Regions from separate parts of the Homo sapiens genome. Here region 2 is linked to region 1. A link is a loop called in an ENCODE intact Hi-C map of the cell type or tissue named here. Cell type or tissue: transverse colon. All regions are shown on one strand. Each heading gives the region's core, and the rest is flanking DNA. Links, peaks and the distances in the headings are about the cores only. Region 1 overlaps PYDC2-AS1 (PYDC2 antisense RNA 1). Region 2 overlaps FGF12 (fibroblast growth factor 12).

The links. A loop is a pair of places that touch in the nucleus more often than their neighbours do. Peaks named below come from ENCODE experiments on the same cell type or tissue, not always from the same donor. Only the 100,000 strongest peaks of a DNase experiment are listed, where the experiment ranks them.
Region 2: it touches region 1 in a loop (10-fold over the local background); 10 of 110 quality-filtered maps call a loop at or near these places.

The regions. Positions count from the first base shown.
Region 1 is chr3:191,431,341-191,434,257 of GRCh38, forward strand. All of the region lies in intron 1 of PYDC2-AS1 (PYDC2 antisense RNA 1), which reads left to right. Among named protein-coding and RNA genes, the nearest start is that of PYDC2-AS1, 7.3 kb to the left of the region's middle. In transverse colon, for the core only: no CTCF peak of the experiment used is centred there; no DNase peak of the experiment used is centred there.
Region 2 is chr3:192,436,006-192,438,922 of GRCh38, forward strand. All of the region lies in intron 2 of FGF12 (fibroblast growth factor 12), which reads right to left. Among named protein-coding and RNA genes, the nearest start is that of FGF12-AS2, 78 kb to the right of the region's middle. In transverse colon, for the core only: no CTCF peak of the experiment used is centred there; no DNase peak of the experiment used is centred there.

The DNA.
Region 1 (2,917 bases), core at 105-2,604:
GTGTAGATATGGCATTGAAACCCACAGAACTGGATCAGATCACTAGAGACTGATTGTCTCTTGAGAAAATAAGAGGTCTAAGGATGAATCCTGGGACACTCTACACTTCAGAGCTTGGGAATATGAAGTGGAACCAGAATCAAGACTGAGAATGAGTGACCCATTGTAAAGGAAGAAAACCAGGAGAAGGCAGTGTCCTGGCAGCCATAGGAATAGGAGAGAAGGCAGAGAATCTGAACATAGTTGTTGGTAGGAGGGTTTTTGTGAAAGTTCCCTCATGATTACCTAACTTATTGATGAAAAGGAAAATTATTAACTAAGAGCGATGGTGGAGAAAGATAAGGTGGAAAATGGCTACTGACGCATTGATTTAAAAAGACAAAGTGAAACGAACATGGAAACACTTCAATATGTGTGTGTGTTTATGATATAATTTATGTTAAAAACATAATATCCTATATATTCGTTATATGTGATATTTTATATATAATATATATATCATAGAAAAGAATATAACAAATACATATCAGATTTCCCCAGAGAAAGTGGAGAAGGGAGAAACCTAGTTTTACTTTATAAACACCTATATTTCCTTTTGAATTGTTATAGCAAACATACTTTACTTTTGAGTAAAGGTAAGAAAAAGTAGTTGGTCTTGCAGACCTTTGTTAAGGAAGTAACAAATCTGACACAAAGGTAACAATAACCTTTGTGAGACTGACTGCAAGATGGCTCAGGATTCCCAGGTCCTTGGAAGACATTTGGGTCTTACTCAGTGAAGGCCCTTTGTACTGTGAGGGATGGTCTGTGTTATCTTAGTCAGCTCGTGCTGCTATAACCATGGACTGCGTAGCTTATAACAACAGAAATTGATTTCTTACAGTTCTGGAGGCTAGAAGGCCAGGATCAAGGTGCCAGCATTGTTGAGTTCTGGCGAGGGCCCTCCTCCCGTTTGTAGACTGTTGACTTCTCATGGTAGGCTCACATGGCAGAAAGAGGGTGAGAGGGTCCCTTTTGTAAGGGCACTAATCCTACTTAAGAGGGCTCCGCTCTCATGACCTAATTATTCTTAAAGGCCCCTCCTCTAAATATATCATGTTGGAACTAGGATTTTAACATATGAATTTTGAGGGACACAAACATTCAGCCCTCTGTGTATGCCTTGCAGAGCCATTTCTTCTTTGGATGTCTCACTGTGGGGATAATAGGGTTTTTGGGTAACTGTAAGATTTTGTTGTTATTGTTTGTTTTTGTGGTAAAAACCTCTGACATCAGGTACCTGATACTGAGAGAGATATTCAGACATACGGTGTTTTTTCACATAAAGTCAACATTTCCCAAGAAGCTGGCCAAGTTCACCTAGAAGCCTTCTGTTTCACTATAATTAATTTCTCAAGCCTAAGAGTTGCTATATACAGGGCTTTTTTGCCTATCCTAGAGAAGTACTAGGACAAGTTTCTAGAGATCTCAGAATTGAGGGTCTCTGAATATGGCCAGATTACAATCTATAATTGCAGGTTTAGGGCTAATTCTTGATAGCATTAACCTCACCCAGAGTTGATCTGTGAATCCTTGTGCCAACCTTTAGATCTTCACAGTCATGTATAAACTCAATAGGAATACTGGCTAATGACTGCTGGCCTTTCTTCTAAGCTGAGGCCATGTGACAGCCCCTACTTACTCCAGAAAAGCTAAAGAAATCTTTGAGATCTCTATCTTGGATTCCAGTGCTTCCAGTGGCAGTTAGGGCTATGGTCTTCCTGGGATTTTTTTTCCCATGAGAAGATAAGGTAAAAGATTTCTGGGGGCAATCAGGGCACAACCAATCAGCTCTAGGGGGCAGCCTGGACACCGTCACTGACCTGGAAGTAGCTCAGGTGCTGATTCTGCCTTCAGGGTGCACACACCCTTATGTGATGAAGGAGGAAACTCATGGGGTTTCTGGACAACCTGGCCTTCAGAGAAGGACCTAGGGTTAATCACTGGGTGTTCCTACACCTACTGTGAGCTTCAGAAACAATTCTGGGCTCCATCAGAATTCACAAATGATTGAGAATTTTGTAACTTTGGAGCATTTCAGAGATGGCCTGATGTACTGCTAAGTAGCTGAACAGATTTTGGGGACATTGGGGATACCATACCTAATTCTATAGCCCAAAGTCTTTTTCTTTTTTTAGACAGAGTCTGGCTGTCTTACCCTGGCTGGAGTGCAGTGTCACAATCTCAGCTCACTGCAACCTCCACCTCCTGGTTCCCAGTTCAAGTGATTCTCCTGCCTCAGCCTCCCGAGTAGCTGGGATTACAGACACCTGCCACCACACCGGCTATTTTTTTTTTTTTTTTGTATTTTTAGTAGGGACGGGTTTCACCATGTTGGCCAAGCTGGTCTCGAACTCCTGGCCTCAAGTGATCTGCCGGCCTTGGTATCCCAAAATGCTGGGATTATAGGTGTGAACTACTGCACCTGGCCTGGCCCCTAAATCCTCTTAATGCCAGGAATCATCTTAGGGTTTGGGGGCTTCGAGTGAAGGCAAGTGCTCACAATTAAAAACACTGGAATTTTCTTAAAGAAAAGGAGGCTCCTTCTGACAGCCACTGGACATTTTGGGGGAACCATAAATTCTCGAGATCCTGTCTCTGAGAATAATGTCTGTGTTCCTTCCTTCTACTGTGGTAGGAAGAAAGAGTTAAATTGAACCCTCTAAGGTCAGAAGAAACAGTTGGAATTGTGTGAATGAGGTTCTGGAAAACTAGATTTCTGAAGCTAGACACTAGCAAGATTAGGTCTGTTCTAGAAGCCATTAGGAAGACCCAAGGTGAGGTTCTGAGGCCCTCCAGGCTCTGTGGGAAGAGCATGAGAAAATCCCATTTCCAGGAATGAGATTAGTCCTGGAATGCTGCTGCAATTCCATTGCTG
Region 2 (2,917 bases), core at 150-2,649, 1.0 Mb after region 1:
CTTCTCTCAGTTAGCCCAAGCAATTCTCAAAGTTTTCTCCTCGTCTTTATTGAACACTCACTTCACGCCAGGCCTCGTGCTAGGGGTTGGAGCTCTGAAGGAAACAGAAGAACGTGACCTCAGGACAATACTGTCATAGTCCATGTCTACAAGAAGCTCACTCCCATTGTAGATGGTGATCCCACTTAAATTAATAAAGATGAGAAGCCTCCTGGGCCAAAAATTAGATACTTTGTTGTAGAGCAGTACCATACCAGAGAGGAACATTCACCTTCCTTTGCGCCTAGCTTTGCCTCTGGGATACAGTGGTACTGAGAATCAGAGCTTACTGCTGTAAATTAGGGGTTCTCAAATAGTCATACACAGCAGAATCAAGTGGAGGGCTTAGTAAAACACGGATCGCTGGGCCTTACTTCCAGATTTCCAATTCAAAAGGAGTCAAGAGATTTTAGTACTAGTGAGCTCCTGGGTGCTGCCGATGCTGCTGATGTGGGGCCCACAATTGGAAAACCTCCGTTGTAAACGAGCAATCATGAATAAGCTAATTTGTCTGGAGCAAGGCTTTGACTTCGGTAGTTTTACAAAGCTCTCCAGGTGTTTCTAAGGTGTATCCAGGCTGGACAGCCACTGGGTTAGATTGCACAATGTCAGTTTCCCAAAATAACTGCATGTTCAAGATACTTTTAAGATTATACATGTTTCTGAGTAGCCTGTCTGATCAACAATTTCTTGCCCTGTAGATTGAAATTCTAGGTGAAGTTATGCTTAAGGTGGCATTCCCAGAAAAAACTAGAACGCATCCCCCTTTTTTGGGTAGCTGACTATACGCAAACTGCTGTCTCCCAACACAGACTGTGTTCCAGTGCTGGAGAACACAAAGGTGGGAAGATATGAAAGGACACAAAGATTAATGTATGAAATTATCTACGTAAAAAATTTCTTGAGTGCTCACTCTATGCTGTGCCAAGAAACTCAGGCTTTTCTTTCTAAAAATTAGAGGCTATGGAGGTGTTTAAGGACGAGAGTGATATAGTCTGAATTGCATCTTATGAATGAATAGTGTATAATTCCTTAAAAGGTCTTGCAGCAAGAGAAGCCGGGTAGAAGGGGCATAGTTAAGTAAGCACAGGGGAGCAGGGAGAACTCTGGGAAAATGGAGGAAATAAAAGGCTAGCGACTAGAGGAAGTGCCTGTGATAGGATTGCAGACTACAAAAAAATACTAACAATACCACTCTCAAAATCATTAGGAAAATAGAAATACTATCATCTTTGTTAAAGAAGTTCATCAAATACAAGGAGCTAACAAAAAATGCTATTTGTGTAGAGAACTAGTTGAGAGGTAGCATCGCCTTTTAGCCAGAAGGTTTAAGGAAGTCAGTGGAATGTGTAAGAGTGAGCAAACTGGCCAGGCGCCGTGGCTCACGCCTGTAATCCCAGCACTTTGGGAGGTCAAGGTGGGTGGATCACAAGGTCAGGAGTTCAAAACCAGCCTGACCAAGATGGTGAAACCCCATCTCTACTAAAAATACAAACCATTAGCCGGGTGTGGTGGTGGGTGCCTGTAATCCCACCTACTCAGGAAGCTGAGGCAGAGAACTGCTTGAACCCAGGAGGCGGAGGTTGCAGTGAGCCAAGATCACACCACTGCACTCCAGCCTGGGCGACAAAGCAAGACTCCATCTCAAAAAACAACAACAACAAAACAAACAAACAAAAAAAAAAACAGTGAGCAAATTACTTGCTAGTAACCCCCAGTTCCAAATCTATTCCTTCAGTCTCTTTGTAATCTGGAAGCTTTATTGGAGAATCCCTCTCACTTAAAGTCTCCAGCTTCCTTGGGCATCAGGGCCTGCCTCCTACTCTTTGCCCACTCCCTTGTATAGCTTCATTTCCTGCCTCTCCTTCCTTCTTTTGTCCCTGAATAAACGTGTTCTCTGAATTCTGTTCTTCTTTGGCAGTCATATCCCCTCAACTGACTAAAAAAGTCCTTTCTATAGTGATGAATCCAACTTTTTTCCTCGAACATCTGCAAATATACTGAGCTTGAGTCTCTCATTTTCAATTGCCTTTTGTACATATTTTACAAGTTACCAACCACATAGACACCTGAAACTGAAGGATATGATTTTACTCATTTTCACCCGTTGATGAGATCCTATTGTCCTTTAAAAAATCTCACATGTGCTATAAAAGCATCTCTGATTCTAACTGAGTATTATTCCCACCTTTGGTTCTTCTTCCTTCCTCTAACTTTACAACGATAGCTCATGACCCTCTACTCTTACCTCTCATCCAGATGTTAAAATCATTAAGAACAAAGAGTATGCAGTGTTTGCATGTGTGAGACTTAAGGCTTGCACTTATCATCTTTTAAATTAATTGGAGAAGGTATAAATGGATACAAAAGTCTGATGTTAAGCCTTCTGGAAACTTATAGCCAATCTAGAAGAAGCCATCTTCAGGGATGCAGGAAAATAGATTTGGCTCCTCTTATCCAGTCCAGAGGCAGAACTAAGGATTCCTGCTCTTCGTATTTCCTGGTGCCAGTGCAGTGAAATCACTAATTAATAAGCCTCTTTCTGCTTCAGCCTCTGAAGGGTAAAAGCCAGGGAAGGGTACCCAGACAGGAGACCAGGTTTGCTGCTGTAATCAGGCAGACTCCACTAAGGAAGGAAACATTCATGTCAAAGATTGATGATTTGTGAGTATTCCAATAACAACGTTTGTGCTTGACCAGTAGGAGTGGAGTCTTTTGGTGTGACCAAGAAAGTCAGTTTGCATGCGCTTCAACATGTCAAAGCCTCTTAGTCTCTCAGGCTCTCTGGCTTTACAAAGCCCCCCGGTTTCAAAAGAACTGAAACAGAACAGGTTGGCTTGAGAGAAGCACCTCTACAGGGCTGAATGTAAAACAAGAG